Linked DNA regions of Homo sapiens: region 1 is linked to region 2. Evidence: chromatin loops called from intact Hi-C (ENCODE). Cell type or tissue: dorsolateral prefrontal cortex. All regions are shown on one strand. Links, peaks and the distances in the headings refer to the core of each region. The heading gives the core; the rest is flanking DNA. Region 1 overlaps POU6F2 (POU class 6 homeobox 2). Region 2 overlaps VPS41 (VPS41 subunit of HOPS complex).

Evidence for each region. A loop is a pair of places that touch in the nucleus more often than their neighbours do. Peaks named below come from ENCODE experiments on the same cell type or tissue, not always from the same donor. Only the 100,000 strongest peaks of a DNase experiment are listed, where the experiment ranks them.
Region 1: it touches region 2 in a loop (2.8-fold over the local background); 69 of 110 quality-filtered maps call a loop at or near these places.

The regions. Positions count from the first base shown.
Region 1 is chr7:39,458,321-39,474,267 of GRCh38, reverse strand. It overlaps POU6F2 (POU class 6 homeobox 2), which reads right to left. Exons shown (of 10, transcript NM_001370959.1): 9 at 13,553-13,721; 10 at 5,667-10,086. The coding sequence ends at 9,582. It overlaps LOC105375238 (a long non-coding RNA gene), which reads left to right. Exons shown (of 3, transcript XR_927186.2): 2 at 345-431. Among named protein-coding and RNA genes, the nearest start is that of POU6F2-AS1, 60 kb to the right of the region's middle. RefSeq lists enhancers at 8,765-9,266, 11,286-11,787. In dorsolateral prefrontal cortex, for the core only: CTCF peaks have their summits at 8,930 and 9,131 (motif pointing right); a DNase peak (open chromatin) is centred at 9,087; H3K4me3 peaks cover 506 bases; H3K27ac peaks cover 619 bases.
Region 2 is chr7:38,789,925-38,805,871 of GRCh38, reverse strand. VPS41 (VPS41 subunit of HOPS complex) reads left to right here. Exons shown (of 29, transcript NM_014396.4): 8 at 9,008-9,127; 9 at 10,261-10,407. Among named protein-coding and RNA genes, the nearest start is that of VPS41, 110 kb to the left of the region's middle. In dorsolateral prefrontal cortex, for the core only: CTCF peaks have their summits at 8,561 and 8,771 (motif pointing left); a DNase peak (open chromatin) is centred at 8,761; H3K27ac peaks cover 442 bases.

The DNA.
Region 1 (15,947 bases), core at 4,599-12,598, 670 kb before region 2:
TTTGAGGAAAATAAGGGCAAAGTAAGTTTAAAGGAGAGAATCAGAAAATAAAGGACTTGGAGGAGGAGAATAAGGGATGGGGCCGTTGCTTTGCCAAGGGACGGGCAGGTGGCACTGATGTGTCCCCAAGTATTTTGCTCTCTTCAGGAAGTTTAAATGGACCCCTTCAGAGTTGAATGCTTCCTCTGAAGAGAAAAAATGGAGAAACAGGCTCTTATACTCTTGGGAGACTGCAGATATATTAATTTTTCTGATTTTTGTTCCTCCTGGGGAGTCTGATGGTTCTAGAAGCAGAAATAAAGAATACACATGCAAGTGCTTGAGCACACATTATGTTTTTCAAGGACTGGTTGCATTGTGACCTCCCAGGAACAGAACCAAGAGCCTGTGTGGACTCTTCCCCTCTATTCAAAGCGGCAAAAAACCCAAAAGTAAGTATTTGAACACTCAGGACACAGTAGGAGTGTGTTAAAAAGTAAGAGTGAAGCTTGTGCTGTTGGAAAGAAGCAATACAAATGTTCAATGTGTGTGTATGTCAGGGTGTGTTTTATCAAATTGGATGGCAGAGAATGATTTTGATGGGTTTAAGTCATTTCCCCAAGCCTTTGTATCACAGACTGGCTCCCCAAAAGGACATGTGTACAATGCTCACTGTGTGCATGGTATTGGCTATTGAAGGCCTTGATACGGTTTGGACTTATATGAAGATAAAACCATTCTTTGAATGTAAAGTGGAGAGGCTTACTTTAAGTAAGAGATCATCATGCCAGCCAGTATGAGCCTGCCAGTACCTAGGGGTGCATGTTTCCATGACTGAAATCCACTTTTCTTCACTCATACCTCTTGATTGGTTAGCAAAGCCTGTGTGGAAATGATCTCGGGCCTTGTGTCTCCCCCACAGACAACCAGGGGCTATTGTGTTTTCTTCCAGGATTAGCTGCATGGTGGGTCAAGTTAAGATTCTGGGTAAATAATGACTGAGTTTTGGCAACCCAAACAGCTGTGGCATTTCACAGAAATGGGATTTCAAGATATGTGAGTTCTATTTTTGGTTTTCTAATTTACCCTCTGTCTCTGAAGTTCAAGACAAACAATTAAAGCAGCCCATGAATGTTAAAAGAGCAATATAAAGAAAAACAGCTGAATTATAATAATTTATAATGAAAATATCTTGTTTCTTTGTATATTCTGATTTTTCTATAATAAAAATAGATTACTTATACAATAAAAGATTTCAACAATAACAAAAACTGGAAGGTAAAAGAAGCAAAACTGTTTCCCAAATGATCTCTTTTCCTTCATCTGTAGTCACAGATGTGGCCCAAGTGGTGACCAGATCCATGGATCAAAAATCCATTGTCTGAGGTCCAGTGATCCACTTCAATGATGCATTAGTTCAGGAGTTTAGTCAGTCTAAATGTAGGTAAGTCTTAGTGAATCTTCCTTTATGAGAACATTTATTAGTAGCATAAGTATATCTAAGCAGGCCTCAAATCTCAGAAAATAGTGCAGGATTTGAAAATGAGGACAGTAATACCTACATATGGTAGGTATCCAGGAAATGCCAGCCTCTTTTCTGCTTCTTTTATCTAGCATATTAATAAGAGCATCTGCAAAGGAGTTCAATATTATAGTTCACCATGAGTGTTATTATTGCATATGAGTTTCTTGCTCTTTGACTGAAGTTCGTTGTTTGGAACTACTTCAGTTCTGGATCTTTTTTGTTATATTGGCTCTCCTACCATTGCATATGTGCAAATAGTCAAACACCCTGGAAACGTCCCCTCTTTTAGAGGTGATGCCCCAGTGACCTCAGTAACAAAGCCCATTAACCCATACAGATCCTTTTACACAGATCCCAGACTTCAGTGATATAGAAAAGGCAATGGGAAGAGTGTGATTTCTTCCCGAATGACCATCTCAGGTCTGGCAAATGGTCAGGAGCACAACTAAACCTCTTTTTTTTTTTTTTTTTTTTTGAGACAGAGTCTTGCTCTGTCGCCCAGGCTGGAGTTCAGTGGCGCGATCTTGGCTCACTGCAACCTCTACCTCCTGGGGTTCAAGCGATTCCCCTGCCTCAGCCTCCCAAGTAGCTGGGATTACGGGAGCCTGCCACCACACCTGGCTAATTTTTGTATTTTTAGTAGAGACGGGGTTTCACTGTTTTGGCCAGGCTGGTCTCGAACTCCTGACCTCAGGTGATCCACCTGCCTTGGCCTCCCAAAGTGCTGAGATTACAGGCATGAGCTACCATTCCCAGCCAACTAAAACTCTTAAAAGTGACGTAAGAGTATCAAAGAAAGTTCTGGAATGGACCTTCCAGCCCAGGTCCCAGGCCAGCTTCCTATTTCCACATGCATCGCATGGTCTTTACTTGCTAGTGGGATTAGTGACTAGGGCCCACTGATTTTCTCTTTCACTTTCAACTGGTTTTAACTCATTTACCTTTGGAATCATTGGAATTGTTTTCTTATGTGGAGACCCTAAATCTCAGTGATAATAAAAGAATACAATGTATATAGACATTTCTAATTTCCCTTTATGTGTCCTTTACTATTTCTGCCAAGCAGTAAGCATTCAGACTAAGTTCACCCAAATCACAGTGGACTTGCTAATTAGATAACTGGTAATTATCCACAGCAGTAAGCCTTTCCTGAACTGCTACCATATATCAGATACTGTAGTTTTCACTGACACTTCAAAGACATGGCTGTATCAGAGTTTACTGTGTTTCAATGTATCCTCACCTTGGTGAATATTCTAGTTCCTAGTGTATTGAAGAACCAGCTCTATCTATGAACTCTGGGATCTTGGTGAAGACTATTAACTTTTATGATTCTTAGTTCTCATGTATAAAACAGGAATCACCACACTTCTTTGGGTTTATGTTAGGAGCGAATAAAATAATGTATACGAGAGAGCTTTGAAAAGGATACAAATATGACTGTTACTCTTATTAGACAAGGAAGATCTGTCACATGCAAATGACAACTAGTTAAAAGAACTTATTGCCAACTACACTTACCCGTAAGCCAAGTCCACAGGCCACTCAGAGATCAATGGCAGTCATTTTTTAATATTTCAGAGGTGGCTAATAAACATGCAAACTTGATAAATGTTCTGATGAAGGAAGCACAATGCCCGGCACATAACTATTTGTGGAATTGAACATAATTGAGGCTTAAAGAATGAATAGAAATTAGATAGGTCAACAATACTGTGGATGGACATTCCAAGCAGAGGGTATTGCATCAAAAGTACTTTGGGCATTGGAGAAATTTTAGGAAGTTTGGTGTGGCAAGGACATAACTCTATGAACTGGGAATTGATGAGAGATCAGGCTAAAGAAGTAGGCAAGGACCAGGTTGCAAAAGGTATTGTGTTCTGTGCTGGAGTCTGTTTCTCTTTCTGAAGGTAACGTAGGAAAGGTTTTAAACAAAAGAGAAATTTATTTATACTGGCCTTTTGACTACTCTGGGGTAAACATATGATGGATGTAGAGGCTAGGAGGAGCATATCATGGTGATCCAGGTGAGAGGCAGGTGGGTCTGAACTAAGTAGTGGAAGTGGGTGATGGAGAGTGGGAGACAGATTCAAAAGGAATTCATGAGGCAGAATTGCCAGAACTTTAGTGACTTAGGGTGTGTGTGTGTGTGTGTGTGTGTGTGTGTGTGTGTGTGTGTATAAAGGGGTTGGGATGACTTCTAGACTTCTGCTTTGGGTGGCTGATGGATAGAGCCATTAACAAGGATAAAGCAAATAGGAGAAAGGCCCTGAAGAGGATAAGTGATGTTAATAATTGTTTTAAGAAAACAGGGAAATATTTCACATGTTTTAGAAAGGTTTTCATGCAGTGCACTGAAGTTCTCCTTAGGTGTCATCTTCTTCCCTTGACCATGGCTTTCCTCAATGTCTGGTAGGTAAGACAAATGGGTGCATTTGGTTGGACTCCTTTCGAAGTGCAGAACAATGGATGAGGAGCTCAGACTTGTCTTTGTTACGTGTTAGTTTTATCTACATGTTGCTTCTGAACTCTTTCCAAGCATAGATTCTTTATTAAACTCATCACCCATTGTCCTGCTACACTGAATATATTGTGTGCATATGGTTGGTTTAGTAGAAAATTGTTATCGGAACAGCTTTTGGAATCATTTAAAAGATACTTGTGATTGTATTCTAAGCTTAGGCTGTTCCTACCCATCCATTTTCAGTTTTGAAGTCAGCCTCAGAATTGCTTCCTATCATTTTAGTTTTGAAATTTATTTTTGAAATATTATACTATAAGAAACATGGAATTATTTTACTTTTTGGAGAAATATCACTGGTTTTTGCACAATGAATATGAGTTTACTGAAGGCAAAGATTCTTTTTGTTTATTTCTGAGTCCTCAGCACACAGGATTTTCTGACACATTAAATGCTTAGCAGATATTTGTGGAATATGGAATGATTAAATGTAAATGATGTCTGTCCTTTTTAAAGAAGACATTTTAGAGTTTCCTAGGTCAAACATATTTCATAATAGGCATAATCATAGGCAGGACCTTTGCCAATAATATTTGTAGAATATTAAATATGGAAAGAAAGCCATTGAAAATGACTTTATTTTTTGTTTTTTCCCCACCCTTCAAGGCAGAAGTATCAGCATTTTTTTTTCTTTTGCCCCTTTTAAAGTCAGGCTTGGAGCTCCCTGGCCCCTTCATGGCTCATTTATAATGCATGGTCATTTGGATTTTTGGTTTTGTTGCTCACTCCAAAGCACTTCTTATCAATCACAGTATGAAGTTGATACACAGATTTCCATGTAGCATAAAAAATGTTTGCTAAAGGTCACTGAAAGTATGGCGATTATGACTCTAAATTTTTTTTACTGGTATTTTAGCAAGATGATCCTATTTTCTGAATTAGTGAATTATATAACAACATTCACTCTCCCCTCCTACCCACACTAAACTTCAAGCAGGAACATATGCCAAATGTCCAATTTTCCAGAACATGCCATTACAGACATTACTTAGACTAGCAGATCACTCTTCACCAACAGAACTCTCTACGACACCTGGCACACAGCTGGGTGTTAGTCGTAGAATGTGGTGGCTCTGGGTTTTGTCTGCTCATTACCATGGCTCTATTTTTTTGTCTTCCGGTTCTTATGTGTACTCCTCTTTCAATCCTTGTGGTCCCACAGGGTCGTCAGAGTGAGGCCCCACCCTCCCCCCACAGACAGGAATGAGCCTGTGACCATGAATTTATGTGCATCACCCCGCAGCACCAGTGCTTAGTTTAGAGAAGGGCGCAATGATTCAAAGCCTTAGAGTCAATGGTTAGAGAATCCATCTGAGAAGGAAGCCAAGCAGGACAGGCTGATGACATCTTTGAAACCACTGAATCCAGCTGTGCTTCAGGTCCACAACGGAACTTCCCATTAAGTCAAACAACACAGTACCTTTATGTGTAGGCAAGTTTCAGTTGAATTCCTATAACTTGCAACCAAAAGAGTCCCAATGAATACAATATGTCATTTGAAAAGTTAAAATAATCATGATATTAACCAATCTGTCTTGAACCCCTTCCTTTCCTTAACATTTGGGGTTTTAATGTACAGTTTTTAAAATGCTGACAACTTAAATGACATATCTGAGTGTGAGACACACTTAGCCTAGAAGCTCATGTCAAACAATTATTTATTTTTTATGGTACAAATTAAAAGTGACAGATCTGAAGCTGTTAAGAAATACACAAAGTGCAGCTTTACTGACCATACAGATATTGCTCTAGATTAAGTACAGTTTTTTTTTTTTTTAAATATTAAGCAACCTGTGCAGATAAAATCAGCTTTGGTTTCAATGTCAGAGCAAGTAAGGAGCTTTTAAATATTCAGTTTGGCTTCTTGGTCACAAGTCTATCATGTCAACTTCTTGTCATGATGATTTTTCCAAAGCAACCCAGTCCTGTTTCCTGCCCTCCCTCCTGCTGCCTGCTCCGGGCACGGAGAAGCAGATCTCTTTGTGGTGCCTCATAAGTGACCCCGGTGACCAGTCTAGATCACAGCACATAGGACAAAAAAAAAAAAAAATCACTTTCTTAACAACAAATAAACAAATGTGCCTCACATAATTTCAAGTTGAAGACAAGCAAATCACATGACAAAAAGCTCATTACAAAATGTTATCCAAACAGATTTTACAGTCAAACATTGAAATGAAAATCAATTTCCTTTATCTCAATTTTTTTTTAAGCTTGGTCATTAACTGGGTACAAGTAGAGTGCTGAGGTAAAACATTGATGAACAGTTTGTATTTCTTTTTTTTTTCTTAAAATAGGAACAGTTTAGTATTGCGAGATTGTCAGCAACATTTAGCCATATCTATACAATGTGCATATACCTACAAATATTGAGCTTTGGTCCAGCGTAGAGAAACGAGCAAAGGCATTTTACGATTTCTTTTTGGTTATAGCTTGAGTTCTTTGATACACCTCTACTTGTTTTGTTTTGTTTTTTTCCTAGCTCCTTTTGCTTTTTTGTTCTCTCTTTTGTGTTGTATGTGTATGTGTGTGTGCATCTGTGTGATGACAACATAAAGAAGCCAAAACCTTGCAAATGCAATTAAAAGTTTCAATTGTTCAAAATATTTTCTTGGTTGAAAAAGAAAGAAAATCTATAAACAAGTGTAAAATGTAATATCCACTGTCATTTTTTCATGAAGTAATGAAAATGCAGATAACAATAATTAAAAATTATGTGAGAAAAATACTGAAGCTTGAAATACAATCACATATGCCCAAAGTGGCTTTTATTTTTTGTGGGTGGCAACCTTAACCTTCAGTTCATGGAAACATAAAAGACACTTAAACGCCATTGGCATATGAAGTTGTTTACAAGTAGACATGAGAAATGTCATCATAAAATTAAGCATTAGGTGTGGTCCCAAAGACTTATGAGTTACACAGTATAATTTATATTCCTAAGAATCGGTTCAGGCACCTTTTTATGCCTTGTAGCAAAAAATTTATCTGTAAAAAATTAATATAAGAAGCATTACAACACCTTATAAATAATTTATAAAACAATACAAAATTATAAAACTATAAAAAAATCACTGCACATGAATGGTGTTACGACTGTCGGATGAATATATTTCTTTTTTGTTCCACTCTGGAAGATTACTTTTATTTTATATTTTCCCTGTCCTAGTTAGACCCTCCCAATTATAGATCTCAGAACTGAGCAGGCCTTATGTAACCGCTGCCGGCATATATTTAAATATTTAGCATCCATCATATGTTATCTTGTTAACTTCTCTTCGCAGGGAGCTTTTCTTGATGGAATTTGGAGCAGGTCCTAGGAGAATCCAAAATCTGTTTTAATCAATAAAGTTTTGGGTTTCTGGGTTGTCCATGTTTGTGCAGTTTTTGAGGTGGCGAAAGGGGCTCTGTGATGTTGGCATTGAAGATCAAGTTAGCTGTGGTCCAGTTAGCATTGACTGGTAAAATGGAAACACCTTTACGAGTGACTTGTTCCACTTCCAGGATTCCTTTTAGAGTTTCCTTGCTGGTAGTCTCTTGATTGCTGCATGAATCATTGGAGGGGACAATTATACTGTAGCATTTACACAAACAGCAAAGGAGCCAACAGAAGAAACTCAAACTCCCCAGGGAGAGGGAGTGTATTAGGGGAAGGAGATGGCATTTCTAATCAGTTGGGCAACTTGAGATTGGGTTTCTCTTTTTTCTTTCACAACTTACTTCTAGATAATACATTAGCATGATTATAAATTATGCATAAATATGTACATTTCAACAGCAAGCAAATTGACAGCTCTCTTTTGCCTGCTCCTTTAATGGAACACCGTCTGCCTGTACCTGGGTGAAAACACCAGTGGCAGCTGCCAAGTGCTCACCTGCACAGCCGTCCTCACATCCCAACATGTCCTTGCTTATTAGGTTATTGTGGCCCACAGATCTTTTAAGTTATTTTTTTTAAAGGAAATAATCCTCTAGTTCTCATATTGCAGGCTATTCTGATTGTTAGATAAGCCCCTTCTATATTTTTTTCTTTTGGTGAAAGCTTCTTCAAACTTCCTTTCCCCTGAAGAACCTGGCCCCCAATTCCAGTTGTTTAAATTTGCCCGCCACCTTTCTGCTCCATTTATATATCCCGAAGAGTAATTATTCCCCCTGAAAAAAGTCTGCCATCGCTATTGGAATGAAAGAAGTAGCAGAAAAGATGAGATTAACAGGATACACGATGGCCTTTAATGATCCAGTTGCTATCACTTTCTTTTTAGCCTGTTTCTTTGTGTGTGTGTTTATGGGTGTGTGCATGTCATGTGTGTATTTGACTGAAATCTTGAGACATTTCTTTGGCTATCAGACTTCTGAGAGAAATTGCTTTGCACAGAAGCATAACATAGATGTAAGTATTGAACCAAATGTGCAGCTTATGTTTATATTACAAAATTAGTTTTGGTCAGCTCTCCATGTACGTGGCCAACAGACTGAGAAAAATCCCAAGCTCTGGTGTGGACAGTGAGCACAATTACAGCTTATGCCAGTGTTGACAGTTCATCGAGCAAAGCCCTAGTTATTTTGGAGTCTCTCCTGCATTTCACTAGGATCTGAGTGGAAAAGACACTGCTTCTCCCCACTTCTGTGGCCTTCCAGCAGACCCCAGGAGCCACGCGCGAGGGAGATGGAGAAATGGAGGAAAAGAGAGAAATGCGAGCTCCATTTTCTTTTCTCAAACCCACAAGTCATAGTGAGAAAAAAGCAACAAATGCTTTGGCACACGATCCAGGATGCCCTCCCGTCAAAAAGAAAGACAAAGAAAAAAGACCACCCTCCCTACCACCCCCACAAAAAAACCCAATAGTGAGCCTCACAGAATGGCTTCAACAATGGTACCCACCCCATGGGTGGAGACAGTAGATGGGAAAGATGGGAGAAATCAGGCTTCCTATTGTTCTGTTAGTACAAATGTAAAAATTCGTAACACAACTTTACGTGCGGAGAAGCGTAGACGAACGATCGCGTTGCAATGCCATGTTTCTGACTTTGGTTAATAGGTTTCATAGTGAATCAGCACTTAGTACCTGAAGGGGTGCAGTCCTTCCTCCAGGTGGCAGGCTTGTATTCGCTTTGAACAGATCAAAGTTTTTGTTCCTTCGTTGTTGGTTTTTGGTTTAGTTTTTTTTTTTCTTTTTCCTTAAAATGTGTTCACATTTTCATAATATACAGAAAAAAGTACGTGGTTATTTGGTTTGCTTTAAGTCCATTAAAAAACTGGCTTTGGGGGAGACAGGTGGGGGAAGGGAACTATCCTACCACACACACCTTCAGTGTGGTGTATTCCTTGTTTAAAAATTTTCTAAAAATTTTCTTCTTTCCTTTTTGGAAAACCAACGGACATGTAGAAACCATTCTGTCCACTTGGTAGTTTTCTTAGTCATTTACTTACAAGGGTGATGACGACTGGGGCTATTTTTAAATTAAATTAAATTTTGTTGTTGTTGTTGTTGTGGAGTCCCAAGGGTGGAGTTTAGTTTCTGTGAATTTTGCTTCTGATTATGGGTGGGCATCTCTTTAGGAGTTTTCTTCCAGAGAGTCTGTTAAGGGCTCCAAAGGGACTGCCGTGGCCGGCTCGTGCTGTTTTAAGCGTTTAATTGTGTTCTTCAGGGCTTGCCTCTTATTGCAGAACCAAACTCTAACTACTTCTCGGTCATAGTTCAGCTTCTCAGCAATTTCGGTCATTTCCTGCCCAGAAGGGTGTGTGTTCTTCTCAAAGTGGGCATTGAGGATCTCAAGGGCCTGGGGTGTGAAGGAGGTGCGCCGCTTGCGCTTTTTGGATGGTTCACTCCCGATAAACTCGGTCAGGTTCTGCATACCTGCTCGATGGCGGGCCTCAGCCTCAGCCATCCACCGCTCAAGCACCGGCTTGATCTTCTGGGCACTTTTAGGGGTGATGTCCAGCTTTTCAAACCTGGCAGGATACAAAAGGCCAGGGTTCAGTTTGGCTGTCAGACTGCTAGCTATAGTGTTCTCTTGGGCTTCCTGTGGTAGGAAAAAGTGGCTTCTCAGGATGGTGTGTCTGGGGGGGAAAATTGAGAAAGAACAGTCTTACACTGAGTCCTCTGCCAGGGTGGGCCTCCTGCCTGCCTGCCTGACTGCCTGGCAGGGCGAATTTACTGCAGGTTAATAGCCAGCTGCAAGGTAGCCAGCCCTGCCCAAGCCAGCGCCCACCCTCCCAGCGTGCTCCATGCCAGACCATGCAAACCACACAGGTGCACAGACAGGGGTGATGAGAAGCAGAGACAGCAGGATGCATGAGCTATCATAACATATCATAGGCATGCAAACAACTCACAGGCCTTTTCCCTATAAACTCTGAGATCTAAGCATTTATTTGAATAGTACCAGCTCCATTTCTCAGTCCTCAGACTCATGAAGGCAAAAATTAACGCTAAGAAGTGACATCAAAGATGACAGTTGTCACATTCTTTCATTTAAAATGATTCTTTACGTGTTTTACATTTGGTTTTCTTTAAATTACCCCCATTGACTTGGTTATAAAAATGTTATTGCTATTATCATAGTCACTGATGGCCATTGGGACTTTTATATGGCTCTCTTTTTATCTCTCTTTTGTGTCTCATTTTGACTTCTCTCTCTTTTTCTCTCCCTGGGAACAAACAATTTTCACCGTATGTAAGTTAACAACATGCCCTTTTTCCAGGTAAAACATTACCCATTGCTACTTTCCTGTTCTGGCTCAAACAGCTGGACACATTGTAATTACTATAAAACACCCCACCTCTGGGTGTACTAAGGCCACCTCCTGCCTTCCAAACACCAGCCGGTGTAATGGTGTACTTTTGCACCAGGGCACCAAGCTGTGTTTAATGTGTGATATCTGCAAACTGTACTTGAATGATATCATTTTCTGTAAATGAGGTCTTCTATATATCAACTGCCATCAGCAATTCTTTGCTACATTGACTTTAAAAAATATGAAGCGTCTTGGACAAAATTATATAGAGTGTTTTAAGAAGTCGCCCTGGTACCAAACTCACACTCACTCTCAATGAAGTACAAAAAAAGTAGGAATTCCTTTTATTCGTTTGTTTGTTTATTCTAAATCCAAATTCACAACTCTCCAGTATGACAGCTTTGGATACACAGAATTCTCCTCTCCCTTTTACAGTGTCCCATGCTGTTGAAAAACTTCTGACTACAGAGTGTATTTTATTTCAATGGTCTGTTCTCATAGAGCTAAACTGAGCCCATGTTACTCAGAATATGTTTTGTAAGGATGCTTGCAAAAGGACAGAAAAGGATAGGCTTTCTTTATGTGCCACAATCTTATTTTTGGCAGCACATTTTAGATCTCTTATAATGTGATAAGCAGCACAAACAGAACCAAATTTTAATGCAATTTCCATAGCATTCCCTTCCATGTAGAACTCAAGGGTTATTTGTTTATTTTTGAAAAACCCAGCTTCCAGTACTGGTCAAGGACGGAAGGAGTACATTTACTTTCAATACAGAGTGAACTGATCATTTAATGTTATTTAATGAACTTGTCCTTTATGGCAAGCTCCTCAAAAGCTCTCATTGTTGTGCTAATTTGCCACATACCACATTTTGCCATCGTTTGCCATAAAATCCCCAAAGCTTAAATATTTGATAGCGTCACAACAGGCTTTACAGTGTCAAGGCACGAGGGGACAGAGGTTGTGATAGGGCTGATCAGTGTATTGGTAATGCTTTTTTCTCTGTGCCTCTGATAAGGAGGGATTTAAAGCAGCTCCTAGGAGTCACTGCAGCTCATGAGGGACAAGCGATGCCTGAGTGTGCAGCCTCCAAAGCAGGTTCCTCACCACCCTTTGAATTCACTTAAATTGTTCCAATATAAGATCTCGGTCTTTCTTTCTTTTCTTGGTAGATAGCTCCTAAAACGATCTCACTGAAATACTGGAAGCTAGAGAAAGGCCCAAAAGTCAAGGCATCAGACATGTTCTATTATACTAGAAATTCCCAAAGTCTCCACATTTCAGCCACAGCTTTTTTGACCTCTCTCTGGGGGTAGACTTTAGAAATCAACATACTTTATTGGGAATGCCCAAGAAGTGCTAAGTGTATGAGTTAAACATTAGCCAGCACTTGTATCAATAAAAGAAAATCACGTTTTAGGACTAAAAATAAGCAAAACAGGAATTTAGCACCAATAGAAAATTGGCAACAACTTAAAAACCTGTGGCTGCCTTTATCCCAAGGCTGTCAAGATGAAACAAAATTAATGTTTCCCAACAGGGAGCAATGGTATTCATATCATGGATGCTGTTTGTTAGTGTTGACACTTCTGTACATGTTGTTTGGAATAACATATACAAGCCTTGAAACAAATTTCCCAGCAGTAGTATCCTTGTATAGACTGAATAAAGGTTATTTTCTACAGGGAGGTATCTTATAAGAAAAAACAGTAGGGGAGGCCATAGAAGTGAGAGGATCCTATGGTGCTTTTTGTATTTAACAACAATCAATGGGTTTTATGGGAAATCATTGAGCAAAATGTGAGCTGCAAGCTACTACCCCATACTGATGTTATTTATAACCTTAGTCTTAAACTGCAGGAAAAGTACACTTCCGTCCTTTGGGGAATACATTAAAAGTATAAAGAGCAGATAAAAAGACAGCATTTCATGGATCACCAAGAACAAAATCCACTTAAATGAGTTTAGAGTTGGTTTCTTGGCTTTTCCTGTTGGAGGAGGACTCATAAGGTATTGCCCAAGAGGAAAAAGCTCTTACCGAAGTGCCTTTGTTACCTCATGCATAAACATGGGATTAGTGCAACACACACATGCATGCACGGGGCCTGCTTCTGACCACTTAACCCGGATCAACTTGAACACAACCAAGGCTGGATTCTGTTATTCATTTATTTAATTTGGGGGAGATGAGCAAGGTTAGGCCAGATTCTCACTACCCTTTTCTGAGCCATTTAAAGCAGCCACCGCTTCTTTTCTTTTATTTTTTATTTCTTATAAATGTGCTTTTAAAGCTGTGTCTGGGAAGGCAAGTTAAAACCTTCAAGGTCACAAGATAGTTAATTTTTTTTTAAAATGTGTGTTTTCTTGGAAAATCCTGATAGCCATCTCTGGGCAGAAATAGCAAAGGCGTTAACACAAATTAGGAATGGCAGCTTTACAACATTTGCTCAGAATACCTACGTGCAGACAAAGTCGGTGGCTCTCAGCTGCATAGGAGTGTGGGCCCAGGAGGAAGGCCCCTGACCCTGGGGTAGTGTATTTCCAATGAGACTGCCTTGGAAGTTCTTTGTGAGTTGACAGGAGTTATCAAGCCAGGACCCCCAAATTTGCTTCAGCAGCGTCGTTTGCATCAAGATCACCAATCCCAACATATAGCTGCCCCCAAACTTTGTTCCCACTCTCTGCCCCTCCAGCTTTGCCCACCCGACGAAGAAAAGCTGAACCGCGAGGACAAATGAGGCCCAGGGCGGCTAGAAGAGGTGACAGCATGCAGGCGCGCGTTACCTGCAGATGGCCGACTGGCTGTACGCGGGGCCCTCTGTAGCACTGAGAGCCTGTCCCACCTGAGTCTGGGTCAGGCCAAGGGACAGGCGCCGGATTTTAAAAGCTTTGGCAAATTCTCGGATCTCCTCCAGATTAACCCCATCCACCTCACCCGCTGCCGTTTGAGGATCTGTGGAGATGTTTTTAAAAATAGGATCAATACGTCAACACACAGCCGAGCAATATCTGTTTATTACGGTTTATAAGAAAGTGGCTCTCTTTAACAGCAGAGCAGTGAGGAAACCAACCTCAGAGAATGTTCGCTTTGTCTCCCAGGTGAGACACCCAACACTCCATCCGCAACTCATTACACCTCCACAAATCATCCTTCGAGATGTTTCTGTCCCAGATAAAACCACAGCTTGTTCACACTGCCACTTCCCCAATGCCAGAGCATGTTCCTTAGGGCTTAACAAATAACAGCCAGCACTGGGAGGCACTTGCTATGGGAATGCGACTCCATTTTGCCCATAAGTATGTTCAAATATTGTGCAAAAATATAAAAAGGGAAAGGTTTCCATTTGAAATGTTTTAATTAGCATATTTAGTGCTAAAAATTGCTCTTGAAGACAATAGTATTTTGTATTTTTCCTTCAACTGATCGCCAAAGCAGTCAGGCTAACAGCTAGGCTAACAGATGATAATGTTGCCTAATTTCTTACATTCACATTAGTCCCTCAGAAGAGCATGCTTATGAAACTGCGAGAATGATATTGTCTTTTTCCCCCCATAGCAGTTTACTGACACAGACGCCTTTGTCCCCTGAAAGGGCACATAATAAAAAATGCCTACCACAGGAAAGCTCCTTTGGTGCCTGATAACGCGGTCAATTTAGGACTTATCAAGGGAAATGACACAACAGCTGGAGAATGAAACTTTTCCCCCCCTGGCTACTGATCCCTGGATAAATGAAAGCGTACACCAAGCTGGAGACAGCATGGGTTGGGGATGGTGGAAGATTTCAAAGTGCTACTCAATCCTGCCTGTAGCAAAGCCATTCTCCCTGTGAGCTGACTCTATTGTTCTTCACCTCATTCCTCGGACTTAGGTGAAAAGTTTTTCTCTTCCTTTTTCTGCGCAATAGCCCATCAATTTCAGTAAATTTGAGTACTTGTCCAAGGACTGTGGCAGACTATATTACTCTTCTGGGCTGAGAACTATGGAAACTCTAGTTGTCGTGAAACAAAACAAAACAAAACAAAACAAAACAAAACAAAACAAAACCCACAAAACCAGAACATTTGCACGCCAAATGCCCATTTTCAAGGACTTTTAAATAAAGATGTTAATATCTGTGGGGAGCTTGGAGCTTCATGTACAGATTTTCTCATTACTGGGGAGGGATCTTCTCCAGCCTGAGGAAAATGGACTCTGTCAACAGAATCAGCAAAACAGGTATAGATTGTCTTTTATCTTCACATTAAAACAACAACGACAAAAGTCCTGTAGAATGTCATTACTCATAATTTTGTTGTAGAAAGATTGGAAAGTGGTACAACTACTGCAATCAGTCTAATTATTTTTGAAAAGTAACTTCTGGGAGTCTGGAATGGAGGGAGGGGCAGTTCCAGCCTCAGAAACAGTTCCAGCCTCTATGGAGTTTACAGTCTATAGGGGGTTGGCATCCAATGCTAATGCATTAGAAACAATTAGAGAAAAGTGTCAGGCAGAGTATAATCAAGAACTAATGGTATGACATCCACACCGGGTGTGCAGAGACAGGAGAGTGGAGAGGAGGGAGGATTCATCTAGGTCTTCCCAATGGGCAGTTTTCAGAGAATGAAGGAGCCATATAGTCTGGTCAGTGGTGACAGCGTGCACACAGGCAGAAATGCAGGGAGGAGCAGGGCACCGTAGGGACCTGTCAGGTTGGTAGGGTGAAGCAGGAGTTCGTGCTAGGAGTAGTGAATATTTCAGTGTAGCACACTGAGAATCTATGAGCTCGGGCGGGGCAGGGGTGGGCAGTGACTATAAAATTGGTTTGACTGTTAAGATGAATGGAAGTCCTGTTTTTTTCTCCCAAAACTACTCCCAGAAGGCAGGCAACCCTTGGCTAATGAGATTTGTTCGGGCCGTCCCTAGTGGAGGCTGTGCTCTGGATTCCAAACCCCACGAGCACATCAGCCTGGAGCTGCTTCCGGGCTCGCTAAGGATTGTGGGAGCTCACTTCGGCAGTCGCAGTCTCGAGCCCTTTTTTCCTTTCCCCGTGAAAGAAATCCCTAGAGCAAAAGTTGCAAATGAGCAGTGTGCAAATAAAACCCAGCTTTCCTAGTGTTTACATAAAAAAAAAAGCACTTGCTAACATGTAAACATTTATTTCTAAAGGAAAATCTTCATTTCCCAAACTCTTCTGAAT
Region 2 (15,947 bases), core at 5,326-13,325:
TTTGGCCAAATCTGGAATAATTATTGTTGTTCCCAGGGAGGCATTATATAGGAGTCTAAATGAGGCTTTAGAGTAGACCCTGAAGTGTGTAGAGAGGATGAACATATGTTACCATGTAGATGTGAGTCTGCCCCAAAACCATCAGTTCTGCCACTTCCATGAAAGCTATCAATGCTGACCAGTGTGTCCAGTTAATGCCAGTTTTTCATAGAGATGGTAAGAAAGTGGATTATAATGCTTGAAATTGGGTTCATTTGACTCATTTTCTTCTGCAGATAGTCTCCTGATTTTTTTTTTTTTCAACTTTTGGGCTTTACTTTGTTTTTGTTTTTGTTTTTTTGAGACAGACTCTCACTCTGTTGCCAGGCTGGAGTGCAGTGGCGCGATCTCGGCTCACTGCAATCTCTGCTTCCCAGGTTCAAGTGATTCTTCTGCCTCAGCCTCCCGAGTAGCTGGGACTACAGGCGTGCACCACCACGCCCAGCTAATTTTTGTATTTTTAGTAGAGACGGAGCTTCACCATGTTGGCCAGGATGATCTCCATTTCTTGACCTTGTGATCCGCCCACCTCAGCCTCCTGAAGTGCTGGGATTACAGGCGTGAGCCACTGCGCCTGGCCTGTTTTACTTTGAATTGTGTGAAGGGCTTGTTCAAATACATAAACCCGTGTTTTCAGGTAACTGTCTGCATTATTCAAGACTTAGCAATTTTGCATCTCTTTTTGATATACTCACTGTGCAAGGATTTTCACCAGTCATCAGTGATTGAGATTATATGTAGTTAAAGTTAGAGATATTTGTTCATTGCAGAGAACATTAATTCAAGTTTAATCACCCAGTGGATGACTTTTCTGTTATCTCTACCCTGATGCTGAGGGTGTTTGACCTTGGGCCCAGCCCGGAAAATGTATCCTCAGATAGCTGCAAACTGAAAAACAGACTCAACGTGTTTGGTATGAACAGCCAGCTCTATTAAATCTGTGGGATCCATATGGAAGATTTTTTTTAAGTGGTAAAATTACTTAGAAAGTGTCCTAGTCATTTCTGAAATCGCACTTGTAATTATGTGCTTGCATTTGCAGCAATTGCAGATTAGTAGTCTAAATAGGGGACTACCTCACATGCTGGCTTGATTGCCAAGCCCACATAGGTGTGTAGGTAGATACTGCATAGGTGGGTAGGTAGATCTTTATCTAGCTGTCATCTCTAGTTTTTTAATGCAAAGAAAGCTGCTCCTAAATGGCACGTCCGTTGTTTAACTTATTTTGTTTTCATGGAAGCTTTGCTTGGATTTCTTGGTTGCTGAATTGATCGTTACCTTATGTTGATACAGTGTTTTTTAAATTTCAGAGCATTGGTCTGTCTATATAGGTTTCGCAGAATTAACTGCAAGGGCATGTCCAAAGTCTGTGTTGCTAATGCAGGAACGGAAAACCAAATACCACATGTTCTCATTTGTAAGTGGGAGCTAAATGATGAGAACACATGGATACATAGAGGGGAACAACACACACTGGGGCCTATTGGAGGATGGAGGATGGGAGAAGGGAGAGGATCAGAAAAAATAACTAATGGATAGTAGGCTTAATACCTGGGTGACAAAATAATCTGTACAACAAACCCCTGTGGCACGAGTTTACCTACATAACAAACCTGCACATAAACCCCTGAAATTAAAATACAAGTTAAAAAAAAAAGTCTGTGTTGCATAGGAATGGTGTTTACTAAAATATTGTTTGTAAGCAAGTGGCATTTGAGTGGGCTCTAGGAACCCTTGTGCACAGAGGTTTTCCGTCGTACCAACATTTTGTCTATACTGAACTGGTTTTAAACATGTTAAATTCAGATAAAGGAGATTGAAGCATTATAACTTGTTCAGAAAATAACCACTGAATTTAAGGAAATAATATATTTGGGAAGTTCTCTTTTTCTTCCCACATGTTTATATTCTATCTTGATGGACACAGTAGAGCTGTTGGTGGTGTTTAGAGAAGCTGCGTGTTTGAAACTTTGGCACTAAGCCTAAGCACGAAGCAAAACAAAGACACTTACCTGCTCCATATGGGTTCCTGGTCATTCATTCCTGCCTCCTTCAGGGTTCAAGACCCCATTTGCCATCAGTAGCCAGCCACCATCCTAGGTCTTCTCCACACTCACTCATATTTTTCTCACTTGCCTTCTTGACTTTTAAAATTTTGCTCATGATCTTTTCTAATCTTGAATATTTAAATCCTTTTGTAACAAGACTTTCCCATTGTTATCCCCTTTGTTTATTTTTATTGAGACAGTTTTATTTGCTGGGTTTTACTATTCTCTATTTCTCTATTTTATTACCTGGATCTTCTGCACCTTCCTGACGTAGCACAGGTCCTCCTTTGTGAAATATTTGTTTTCTTCAAGCCCCTTGGTTCTCCCCGTGGGAACACACATGGTATCTAAGCCTTGACCCTCGGCTGAAGCCCCTGCTGAATCTTGCCCACTTTCTTGTCTGCCTCAAAGCTAGCAGTGTGGTCAGTATTTAGGAAGCCTGAAGGAGCCAAGTGATTTATCAACTTGAAAGATCACAAGGTGATTAAAACAGGGCCAATGATACTCTTTTCAACTCCATCAGGGAAGAGTGAGTGACAAGTAATGATGGGCGTTAGGTGACCAGAATCGGGGACTTCATTACAGCCTGATAAGAATCTTGCCACACATGTGGGAGATTCTGGGCTCCATGTCCTTATACCACTCTGTAGAGTAGGAAAGCACTAGATAGATTTATCAGCACAAAACAGAGGAGAATAAAGTATATTGCTGAGGATGTGAGGGCTCATATTGAAATATAAGTATTGAGAGTGCTGACTGCCAGAATGTGGATTTATGGGAAATAAAGCCCTAAAATACTTTTTCCAACAAAAAAATAGACCTCTTGGAAACAGCTTTTCCTCTCTATGTACTTAGCTCCCATTGAGCTTAAATTGCTCTTAGTATTGTGATAATGACAATTCAATATTACAGGGTATGGAAGATGAACCAAATAAATTAACCAGCTGCTTTTAAGCGTAGTTTTTTTCAATGGCTTACCCCATAAAATGCTTTGTAGAACATTCGTGCTCAGTAGGTCTGTGGGCAGTTTTATGACTGGAAGGAAAAAATGGATATTATTAAATGTCAGTGAAGTACAGGCAGGTAGTTTTGAGGTAGTTAAATTAGTATAGAATGTTTGTAAGAAAAGGAGTTCATGTTTTCTTAAATCACCAAAGCAAAGCTTTCCTTGGCATTCTTGTCAGAAAATATGTTTCTGCTTGAAATTCACAGAGATTAGGATAAAAAAGCCAATGGAGAGTGGATCATTTGGCCATTCTCCCTTCTGTATGAAACTCTATGTCAAATCAAAGCAAATCCTGCATGAGAGTTTCAGAGATATAGAAATGACTCCATAATTACTAGCAGGCATTTAAGGTTTTATACTATGTAGGATAGGAAAAGTGGACTCATGAGTGAAGAATAAAGTAGGGTGGAGAGGAAAGGCAGAAATAAATGTTCGACGGGGCCAGGCAGGTAACATCAAGGAGAGAAGCAGGCCACATGCGAGAGAGCCTGGAGAAGTAGGCGCTGTGGCAATCCAGAGAGCCTTCTGCAGGCCTGCAGACACATTTCAGAAATTACCGTTCAGGCCAAACGTGTGGCCAGTTCGTGTCTCTGAAATAAAAGAGCTGCAATTACTTAAACCTAATAGAGGAAGGCTAACCTTAAAAGCAGCTTTCAAATTTTTGGCAAGTTGTGCACAAATTCTATCTGCTGGCCTTCAGCAAAGGGAAATAGACTGACATTACATGCCTGGATATGGGATCCATAGAAGTGAGCCCTTTCTAAAAGCAAGGCTGTGTTGATTGTGTGAATTAGTCATTGGGTTCTTTAAATTTTTGAGATTGGAGTAGATTCCATTGTGTTCAAAATATTTTAGGAGTATTACTAACTGTAAAGATAGGCTGAGTAACTGAAACGTTTTGGGAAATCGTGTAGCTCCTCCTGTAGCAAACGCATTGTGTGTATGGTCAGAGAAGGAAAGAATTAAGACTAGTAGACTCGGATAGCCTACTTAGTATTTAATATTTATTATGCCTATGGGTCTAGCAAAGTATAAGATATGATCCTTTTCCCCAATGCACTGGTTGGGGAAATGCAAGGTAAACACACCAATCTCAGTGAACAAGATTTAATAGTTAGTTGTGCAGTGAGAAAACCAGTGTGACCATAAAACATATACAGAACCAATAAATTGGGGGAAAATTATTTGACTTACAAAAGAATTCTCTTAAATGATGACTTTCCTTAGTATGTTTATGATGACCTACTTTATTTAGTATTTCCTTAGTATGTTTATGATGACCTACTTTATTTACAGATATTTTCTTATTTTTCATCCACAAAATATAAAGTGATAGGGACTTAGGCTATTTGAAAAACATAAGAAAATAACGTGAATCCTGTCAAAACTTGTAATATTAATTAGTTAAAATTTGTTTCATTTACAGAGGTTAATTTTTAGCCCCCCTCCATTTTTGAGCACACATCAGTTGCATAGAATGGCATGTGCCTGTCTGCATTGTAGAAATGTCATTGGGAGAAGCTTCTTTGCTCTTTTAATTGCATGTCAGAGCAGGGTCCACAAGGTTTTTGGGACTCAATCCTGAGATGGCCTGGATTCAGAATTCGTCTGTCCTTCCTTTGCCTCCTCCCCTCTGCTGGAAGTTTTTAGTTTCTTGTTTTGGGAGGTAGAGTAGGAGGCAAAAGGAGGCCAGAGTTCTGCCACCTCTGCTTCCTCCCATAGCTCGGAGCACACCAAGTATAACAGAAAGGGTCCATTGGAGTGAGCTTGCATTTTGGTAGGAACTGCAACAAGATTTAATTAACAGTTTTCTGAAGAAGTTAATGTTTTATTTGAAAAGTATATACAGTTTATGTAAATTCATTCTAATACATGTTCAATATGCCTCAAACATTACTTCTTTAAGTTCCAGTGAATTTTTATTTATTTATTTATTTATTTTGAGACAGAGTTTTGCTCTTGTTGCCCAGGCTGGAGTGCAATGGCACAATCTTGGCTCACTGCAACCTCCTCCTCCTAGGTTCAAGCGATTCTCCTGCCTCACCCCCTGGAGTAGCTGGGATTACAGGTGCCGGCCACCATGCTTGGCTAATTTTTTTGTATTTTTAGTAGAGACGGGGTTTCACCGTGTTGGCCAGGCTGGTCTCAAACTCCCGACCTCAGGTGATCCACCCACCTCGGCCTCCCAAAATGCTGGGATTACAGGCATGAGCCGCTGCACCCAATCTCCAGTGAATTTTTGATATTACTTTGTTGTTTCATTTTAACTATTCCCCTAAGTTTTCCTGATTGTAAAAATAAGAGAATGGATTTTCATTCCCATTAATGTATTAACATAAAAAATTCATATATTTAGTGCAGAATAATTATAAAATAAAAATAATATAAAATTTCAGCACGCATTTATCGAATTAGGATTACTTTGTCATGTATCTTTTAGATTTTATAATATATGTGAATACACATTCACATTTTATTTTAAGGACATTGTATTGAATACTATTTTGTCATCTGCTTTTTTATTTAATATGCCCTCATAGCTTTTTCTGTTAATGAAGATACATGCATAAAATAATAATGGATACATACTCATTGTGTGTGCTCCATCGTATTATGCTCCGTCATTCCTCAGTTGTTAGTCCATTTCTGGCTGTTATAAATAGCTCTACATGCATCTTTACTAACTTGTCTGATCATTTCTTAGCGTAAGTTTCTAGGTAGCAACTTCCTGGTGTCATTTTTTTTAAAAGCTTTGAGTCCATGATGCCAAATGATCCTCCAGAAAGACGGTGTCCAAGACCGCAGTTCAGTAGTTTGAAGATACCTCTTTCTCTGCACATACTCCACTGTACCCCCCACCCCACATACCCATGCCTGATCATATCATTTTGATTCGTCTTTATCAGTTCATTCTTTTTCCTTCATCTATCAATTCTAGAAACATTGCTGTATTGTTTTGAGTGTTGATTTTATAAAATGTTTTACTATCTGTCTGGATGAATCCATTCCTCCCCCTAAATTACTTAATTTTTTAAAAATTCCTGTTATTCTCTCATTTTTTAAAATGAATTTTTAGCATTTTTTGAATTTCTAGAAATAATCCCTTTGGATTTTTTTGGACTTGCATTAAAATTATAGGTTAATTTAATGAGACTTAAGCTCTTTAGTGAGAATTGGAGTCTTACTATCCATGAATAATGTGCCTTTCTGTTTATTGAGTTCTCCTTTCGTATCCCTCAATGAAATGTTTTTGTTTTGTTGTGTAGCGACATGTCATGTTCATTATTAACTTTTAAATCTAGATTTTCCTTTTTTTTACAACTTTGATTGTATCCCATAAAGTTTAGGTTTATAGTATTTCTCATTTTCAAAGTACTCTGGTTACCATATGAATTCCTCTTTTACCCAAAGATTGAGAATGTTTTTTGTACCATTTTTGTTTTGTATTGTTCTTTCTCTCATTCTTCGTTATTAATTTCTTAATTTTGTTGTTACATGAGAATTATGATGATAAGAATTAGATTTTACTTTTAAGTTCTTTTGTTTTTTTTGAATGTCTTGTTATTCATATGGAGTCACAAGTTGGGGATTACTCCCTGGATAATTTGTATTCTTTTAAATGCAGGATTTTTCCATAGGTGCCTGCCTTTTGTCAGAGTGCCTGCTTTCCTTCCTACCTGGGACAGCTACAGTGCTGGCTACATGCTTGGGGACCCAACCCTTTGTGTTTCAGAGTAAGACTGGCCACTCCCCTTCGTTCCTGCCCCATTACACTGAGTGTAGGGGGTGTTGTGGCATTCTAGTACCTGCCTGACTTCCCAGGCAGGCTTTTTCTGGGGGAATGAGTTAAATCATGGCCTTCACTGGAGTCTTATTATTAGCATATTTTACATAATTTTTAGCTTAAAATTTGGAGCATATTTAACTTTTTCAACACAGGTGCAGACTGTTCTCCTCTTAGTACTACATTGGTCATTTCTAGGTGGGAATTGGTGAGGGAAAGGAATTCGATGCTGTGTCCCACCCTGCTGTTCTCCCGGCCATCCTGCCAACCCTTCATTCCAGCAGGTGATTATTGAGCACTCACTGTGCTTCACCCATTTCGGACGATCACCTCCATCAGATCCAGGCCACAGATAGAAGATAGACATTTTGATCTTATCAATTCATCATGTTTAATTGTTGTGGCCAGGCGTGGTTGCTCACACCTGTAATCCCAGCACTTCGGGAGGCCAAGACCGGTGGATCACCTGAGGTCAGGAGTTCGAGACCAGTCTGGCCAACATGGTGAAACCCCGTCTCTACTAAAAGTACAAAAATTAGCCAGACATGGTGGTGCATGCCTGTAATCCCAGCTACTTGGGAGGCTGAAGCAGGAGAATCACTAGAACCCAGGAGGTGGAGGTTGCAGTGAGCTGAGATGGTGCCACTGCACTCCAGCCTGGGTAACAGAGTGAGACTCCATCTCAAAAATAAATAAATAAAAATAATTGTTTTTAGCTGCCTGTCTTTAGTGGGGCATAATCTTCTCTGTAGCAGGAACTGTATGCTCAGCCTTTCTCCCCCTTTCCTACATTTCTGGGGTCTGTTCTCTGTTTTCTGCAAATGGGAGGAAGAGGCTGAATCACAGTCTGGGGACACTCCCGAAGGCCTCTAACTGTGGGGGTAGGAAGGCATGGTAGTAGTGACTTCTGAATTGGAACCTGGGATAGGAGAGGACAGGGTGGGTTAGAAGGTCTCTGAGAATATATCTGATGGGAAGATGGGGCTAAGTATGGTCAGAAGAATCCCTGCCTCCAGTCTCCCTGTGGAAGTTGTGAAGTCACACAACTTCAAACTGTCGTAGCATTTTAAAGTAACTGTACTTTGCTTACTTGTGATGATGGACATCATATTTAATTTTAGGGATTTTATTTTGTGCTTCCTCTGCCTGTATTAGTCTATTGAGAAAGATATACAGGAAATACAAATAAAATGTGAATTTACTCTCTTTCCCCTGTTAACCTGTTTCCCCTGCCTCTTTTGGGGTGGGTAGAGGACATAAAATATACTAAGGTAGACTGAAATTGCTTGTAGTGGTAGGAATTTTAGTAATTCTGTTATGGAATCTGTTGTCAGCATTTGCTTTGAAAGGATAAACATGTGTTTCAGGATTGCATGCCTTAAGTTACATACTGTATAAATGTCTTTTCTTAAAGGATTTAAATGGAATATGTCAAGAAAAATATTTATTGTGTTCTTAATAATGTATGACTTCCTAGAATTACATCTTTATTAATCGTAGAGGTTTTTGACCAGTTATATTTTATATTAAAATTTATCCAGCAGGTTTTTTGAATGATAGAATCTTCCCGTTAAAATAAAGACCCTAGATACTATGAAATTTCTAAAGAAGCTTAATTCCAATTGTTTTTTTATTTTGTGACATGAATTACTGTTCAAAAGTCATTGTTCAATTATTTGAGTCAAATGAAAAACATAGACTGTTTCTATTACAGTTTAATCTGTGACTAATATCTTATTTTCAGTGAAAAACTTAAAAGAGGTTTTGATTTCCCAATTTACAAAATAAATTAGTTCCCGGACAATCATTTGAAGAACTTTTGCGATACAAATCTTTTGATTAACTAATGTGCATTATTTTCCATGAATCTTGGTGTTTTGGTGCCACCTTGTGGCTTGGCCTTGTAGTAACTTCAACACTCATCCATTTTAAACAACTTCCTGGGGAGAATATGATGTGCTAGGAATTCTTTCCAAGGTACAAATAACATACTACTGTAAGTCTACATTAAAGACGTCGAGAGTGACTTGTTTGTTATTTGGTCACGAGGATAGGTAAAACTAGTAAGTAAAGAACCTGATACATTATTTTCAGTTTCTAAGATTCTTTGTTTATGCTTTTTGTCCCTAGCTGCTACTGTTTGAACGGTCTTGGATGAACAGATGGAAGTCTGCTGTTCTGCATGAAGGGGAAGGGAACATAAGGAGTGTGAAGTGGAGAGGCCATCTGATTGCTTGGGCCAATAATATGGTAAAAAATATGCCTCTGTCTTCCTAATGCTTGTTCAGTGGCAGAAGAATGGCCAACTTGATAGGGCTGTAATGAAGGGAAAAGATGCCACTTGCTGTGGTGGTGATTTCTAAAGGGTGTAAGGACGATTGGTATCATACCTAGGAGGTTAAAGAAATTAGATTGCTTTTGGCTTTCATAATATAGTAATTCCCAACATATTCTGGAATCTATTTTAGAGTAAGAAACCTGAGGCATGGAGAGTAGCCAAGAAAATGAAAAGCTATCTTAATAATTGAAGGACTGCATTGGGAATGGGTCTTGAAAATATCATTTGCCTGTTGGCCAAAGGCAAGTAAGAGTTGATATGAAACAAGTGCAGAATATTGCTGATTTCTCTTTTACTCCCAGTATAATCATAGACAGAAGTATAGACCTGTCTGTAAGAAAGTGGATCGTAATTTTCAGTGCTGCATTTTAACTTAAAGTTTACTTGCTATGAATTGGGGCTAGTAGGAAGTTTTAAAAATGGTCTTTTTGACATCTGGCATATCTTTTGAAACATCAAGGTATAATTTAGTAAATCGGTTCTATTCAGTTTTAAATGGTAGAAATCTGCCTAGACTCTACCTTTTTATTCTGGACTTTTCTTACTTCTCCTGGGTCACGATGAAGGTAAAACAAAGCTGTGGTCTCTTGGTTCATTTTTAGTTAGCTGCTTGCCTGATGTTTTCATTTGAGAACTTTAAAATGTCAGATGTAGTTTTCTTTATATAGGTGGCTTTTCAGACTCAAAGCCTTTCTAAAAAACAAACTTCATTTTTCATGGTGGAACGATAAAATTAGAAATGTTACTTGTCTGTCAGTTTGGAAATGCAGCTATTGATGTTTGTACATTTCATGTTTCTGTTGGGTTTGAGTCACCCATGCCATCTAAGAAAATCTCCTTTGTCCAGAAAGAAGGGTGGAGGTTTCCTTGTGGTTTTAGTTCCCACAGGGTTTGTGTGGAGCAGGAGCATTTTCCTTGCATGCTCAGTAAACACTGCTAATATTTCTCCGTGCTGGTTATTGGTAGTATGTAGCAGGGGCTGTTAATAAGTTTTCTGTTACTTTCCTCCTGAGTAGAGGATGCTTACTGCTGTATTATTTTCCAGGGTGTGAAGATTTTTGACATCATCTCAAAGCAAAGAATCACCAATGTGCCCCGGGATGATATAAGTCTTCGCCCAGACATGTATCCCTGCAGCCTCTGCTGGAAGGACAATGTGACACTGATTATTGGCTGGGGGACTTCTGTCAAGGTGGTTTTGCTTGTCTTTATAATAAGTCCGTGTTGTTATAGATCCACTGAGGGTGGTCCAAAGGACTGTGAGTCTTGATTGGCTTCTAGGACCCAAATCTTTTCACTTGGATGTTATTGTGACGTGATTACCATTTAATGCTCAAATTATTTCCTGTGCATAAGTTTTAAGATGTATTCTTTCTTTTCCATGGCATGTAAAACTATTTGTGAACTTTTTCGTGTTGAGAATGGTGCTGTCTTTTTCAATCTTCTTTTAATTTCTCACATCCCAGCTGGCCTTAGCTATTTACAGAACATGGGGTTAGTTTTGTTGTTTAGTCAGGTTTTCTTCTCTTTATTATTCTTTTCATTTTCCCTTAGCTTTGACCCTTCACTTCTTCATTAGAGTTATTGATAGTGGAGAGAGAAGGTTAAAATTAAATCATCCTGCTGCTTGGTAATAATTTGATAGAGTAGAGACCCAGACTTATCATCAATAATAAGATTTGGGCATATTTTCTGAAGTTTAATTATCTGACCCTTATGCGCCTGGGTAAATGAAATTTAGCTGTTCTGTGAAAGGGGGCCCAAAGCTCATTCACATTTATTTTATGCCTACTAGTGCTTCTGTTATATTAGATACTTCAGAGCCAAAAGTTGTTTCCCTTTAAAAAATAGACAGCTTAATTCGAACAAAATAAACTAAAAATTAGTGGAAGTATAAAAATGGCATGAGAGAGTATCCCAGCAGTAGTCTCATGGAAGAGCTCAGGCTTTGAGGCCAGACAGACCTGGGATCAAGTCCAGCTTCTCCATTTTCCTTTGGGATCCTCTGTGAGCCTTACTGTCCTCATCTGCAAAGTGGTAGTGCTAATTGTTCTCACATCACAAGTTTTGGGGAGAAATAAATGAGCCAATGCATGTAAAGAGTTTTGCATAGAATCTGATGTAATTGCTTAATAAATGTTAGCTGTCATTATTATATAAAGTTCTAGCAATGTCATGAAGGGGACGTGGCTATTTAAAATGTACTCTTCTCTGGAAAGGGAAAGTGGAAAATTATTAATGTAATGATTGTTATTAGCAAAACAAACATTGTTACACTTCAGGCCCTCCCAGCCCTCATGTTGTTATCATTCAGGTTCTTTTTTCTTCATGTGTTACATGAACACAACCTGATTTATATTTAGGGTAACAGGAAGGAAACTGTGCCTATATCGTAGGATGGAAAAAGGGATTCCCTGGGCTCCCTGTCCCACGTGTGTGGTTACTCATCCAATAAATTTATATTCTTAGTATTTTAAAAATCCCTTAAATGGACCAGGTTGCTTGTTAGTTTTAAAGTTCTGATTTTCTTTTCTTATGGTGAAAGACAAGGAAAATTAGCCTGTAGAAATATGTAACAAGTTTACTCATTACTCCCAGAAATTCTTTCTCTGGTATGCTGAATAATGGCCCCAAGGATAGCAAGCCCTAATTCCTAGAACCTATAAATGTTTCTTTATATGACAAAAAGGTAAATATTACTTTATTTAGCAAAAGATATGATTAAGTTAAGGATCTTGAGATGGGGAATTAACCTACATTATCTGGGTGGGCCCTAAATGCAATCACGTTTATCTTTATGAGAGGGAGGCAGAGGGAGATGCTAACATGGAAGAGAGGAGGAGAAGGCAGTACCACTGTGGAGGCAGAAATTGGAGTGAGGTGGTCAGTGAATGGTGGCAGCCACCAGAAAGCTGGAGGAGACAGCAGATTGTCCCCTAGAGCCTCCAGAGGAAGTACAGCCTTGCCAACACCTTGATTTTAGCCCAGTGAACCCAATTTCAGACTTGTAGCCTGCGGAACTGTAACAGATGTTTAAAACAACATCTCTGTTGTTTTAAACCACCAAGTGTGGCAGTCTGTTATAGCAGCCATGGGAAACATATACCCTTTCTTTATGCCCAAGTTAAGATCCAGCTTCTATACAATTTTTATGTCAAATATTTCATTTTATTGGAGGTTCCTTTTCTTCAAACTCAGTTCTATATGTTGAGCACTTCTCAGTGTAGACTCTTAGTGAGTTCTGTTGAAGGAAGAGGAGATAAGGACGTGGTCTTTCTTCAGAGGGACAGCAATCTTGTTGGGGAGAAGCAACCAGAAACAGTAAAATAAAGTGTGCAATTGGACCTTACCATTTACTTCATTCATTCATTTGCCCAACAAACGTTTACCAGGTGCCTGCAGTGTGCCAGGCAGTGTTCTAGTGTTGCAGAACACAAATATACAAATGAATGAGTTCCTTCCCTTGGGAAATTTATGTTCTAGTGAGGAAGGTGGACAAAAACAAGTAAGTATAGCATGTTGAAGGTGGCAAATAAAAAGGAGAACATTTTAACAGGATAATAGGAAAAGGGATTGGGGTAGGTACCATTTAATATAGGGTGGTCCAGGGATGGCCTGTCCAATAACTAATATGTTGTTTGGTCAGAGATCTGGAGAGAAAAGTTATACAGCTCTATGGGGGCCTGGGGTAGGAGGTGTTAGCAGAAGGAGCAGGAGTGCAAAAATTCTTGAAGCAGGAGTGTGATTGGTGTGCTTTTGAGGAACAGCAAGGAAGCTGTTTGTGTCAGAGTGAGTGGAGCAGATGTGGAGGAGAGGGATGTAAGTGGGGGTCGGGGAGGGTGTGGTGGAGGAGCAGGTGATGTTGGAGCCCAGGGGCCCTTGAGAAGTCTTTGGCTTTTAATTTGACTGAGGTAGGAAGCCAGCACAGGGCTTTGAGCTGTTGTGGAGTCAGTTAAGTGATCTAACTTGTATTTTGGAAGGATCTCTGGTTGCTGTGTGGAGCTAAACGGCAAAGGGGCAGTCAAGAGGGGAGACCAATTAGGCTACCGCAGTCATCTCCATAAAAAATAATGTTGTCTCAGGTCAGTGTAATGCAGCTGGTGAGAAATGACCAGATCCTGGATATATTTTGATGGTAGACTCTGCAGTATTTGTTGACAGTTGGATGTGGGGTGTAAGATCACAGTCACCTAACATACTGGAAGGTGAAACTACCTTTTGCTGAAATGGGAAAGACTGTTGATAAAGCATGTTTAGAGTGAAAAAGGCAAGAGTTGGTTTTAGGTGTGTCTACTTGAGAGATGCCTGTTATCCACCCATGTGGAGAAGTGGAGGAAGCAGATTAGAGTTCATGGGCAAGAACCCACCTATCAGTGGTAAAGGGCTCTTACAGTCATTGATTTGTGCTTATGCAAGACATGAGCTTAAGGTAGCACTTACCTATTCACCCACCTTTACCTGCCACTTCCTACCTATGAGACAGGTGCTGGGTGAGCCCAGACCACAGAGCTGAGGAGTGCAGTAGAGCCATGCCCAGCTACCAGTAGTGCAATGCATCCTTGTTCTCAAGCTGTGGCATGACCAGCGAGATACCAGTCAGGCCTTGGTGTGAATTCCAGCTCTGGCCAGGCAGTCTGGCATCACTCACAGAGCCTCAGTGTCCTCATCTCTGGATTAAACATAATAACATTGTCTTTCAGGGGTGTCTGAGTGTTGGAAGACTGTCAGCCCTCAAGTTCTGTCAATGTCTCTCAAATCTCTGCACTTCATCTTCCTGTCAAGTCTTTTTGGTGCTGGTTTTACCCCCCCTAAACCTATCCTAAACAGTATAGCTAGAATAATCTAAGTGCAGGTCAGATGAGGTCAGTCCCCTCCTTGCCCATAGGATAACTGATCATAAACATGACTTCCAAGGTTCTTTGTGATCTGCCTCTCCGTTACTCTCCAGCCTCAACTCTGTCCCCTTCTTCCCCCATGCCCTTCATTTCTGTCCGATTGAGCTTCCAGTTGAAGGCCCTATGCTGTCATATCACCGTGTTCTCCTGTGTTGTCTCTCCTGCTTCAACTTACATGTCACTTCTTCCAGGAAGTCTTCCTGCCCTAGCAGGAGATGCCCCTGCTCTGTACTTCCCTGTCACACTTCAGTAAAGTGCCTTATTTTTGTGTCTCCCCCACTGCACCATAATCTTAAGAAAATAATGATATCTATTTCACAAAGGCCTTAACTCAGGAGCACTGCCAGTAACTGCCCAAAAAAGTGTTCACTAATATTGCCGATACATTTGCTTTTTTATTATACTTCAAACCATTTGAAAGACTGTTCCTCATGTACTTATATCAGCACATTAAAACAGTTGTCCATTTGGCATTGTGGAATGTGCCATTAGATGATTTAGTAGTTTCCCTAGTAAGTGTGGGAAGAAGAGTGGATAACTTATAAGCTCAAAAGTCTACCAGAAGGGAAGAAAATTGGAGAAGTGGACAGGCAGTTATATGAAACGGACAAGAGACAAATGGCAAAAAGCAATCAAGGAAGAAGACAGCCGGTCACTTCTATGTGGAGGCTTCTACCTCTGCAGCCATGGGTTCAAGCCCCGCCTGAGGGAAAGTGGGCACTCTGCATTCACTGAGTCGCTGCAGTGTTGCTGGGCAGCAACTCAGTATACTACGTATATTAAAAAACAAAACCTTACAAAAGTTTATGTACCCATTGGTATCAATTCTACTTCTAGGAATTTATCCTAAGTAAACAAAAGTCCTAAAGTTTTATATATAAGTATGTTGATTGCACTATTGCTTACAATAGATATAAAAACAAAAAAATATGCCCCCAAAGGGGGTTGATTAAGTATAGTACATTCATGTAATAAAAGGCAATCATCCCTCAGTGCCTGTGGGGAATTGGTTCCAGGACCCCTGTGGATCCTGGGCTCCTCTGATGCTTATATAAATGATGTAACATTTGCATATATAAAATGATGCGGTATTTGCATATAACCTATGCACATCCTCCTGTATACTTTAAATCATCTGTAGATTACTTATAACACCTGATACAATGCCTACACATCACTGCATTTGCATAGACTTAATGAAGTAGTTGGTGTACAGCAAGGTCAAGTTTTGCTTTTTGGAATTTTGTAGAATTTTTTTTTTTCCTGAATATTTCTGATCCTTGTTTGGTTAAATCCATGAATGTAGAATTCATGGATGCAAAACCCATGGATATGGAGGGCTCACTGTATTATAACAACTTTACAGAATTATGTTGTAGAAGAATCTTTAAATAACATATTGAATTACTTGTATTAAATTGTTAGGTTAATAAAAGTAGCTTTCATAAAAAAGATTATTAATGGTGTTCTCTTTGTGCTGGAACAATGACTAATGCTTGTTTTCCCCTTTGAGTTTTTCTATATTTTAGAATTTTCCATACCATAGTTACAGTTAATGGTAGCAGCTATAAAAGAACACTATGTAAAAGAAAAAGGAAAAATCCCTGATCACTGACAGAAGTTGTACTTGGATTAGTACTTGACTTCAGGTTCAGTCTCACCAGGAAAGCTGAACTTATGTGAATCAGGCTTTATTGAGGAATAAAGTTGGTGAATATAAATAGTGATTGCTATATGTCATTTACATTAATTTCTGTCATTTAAGTCATAGGGTAGATTGTACTCCATCTGCAGTGCTACAAGGTTAATTTAACAAAGATACCATATACTGAATAAA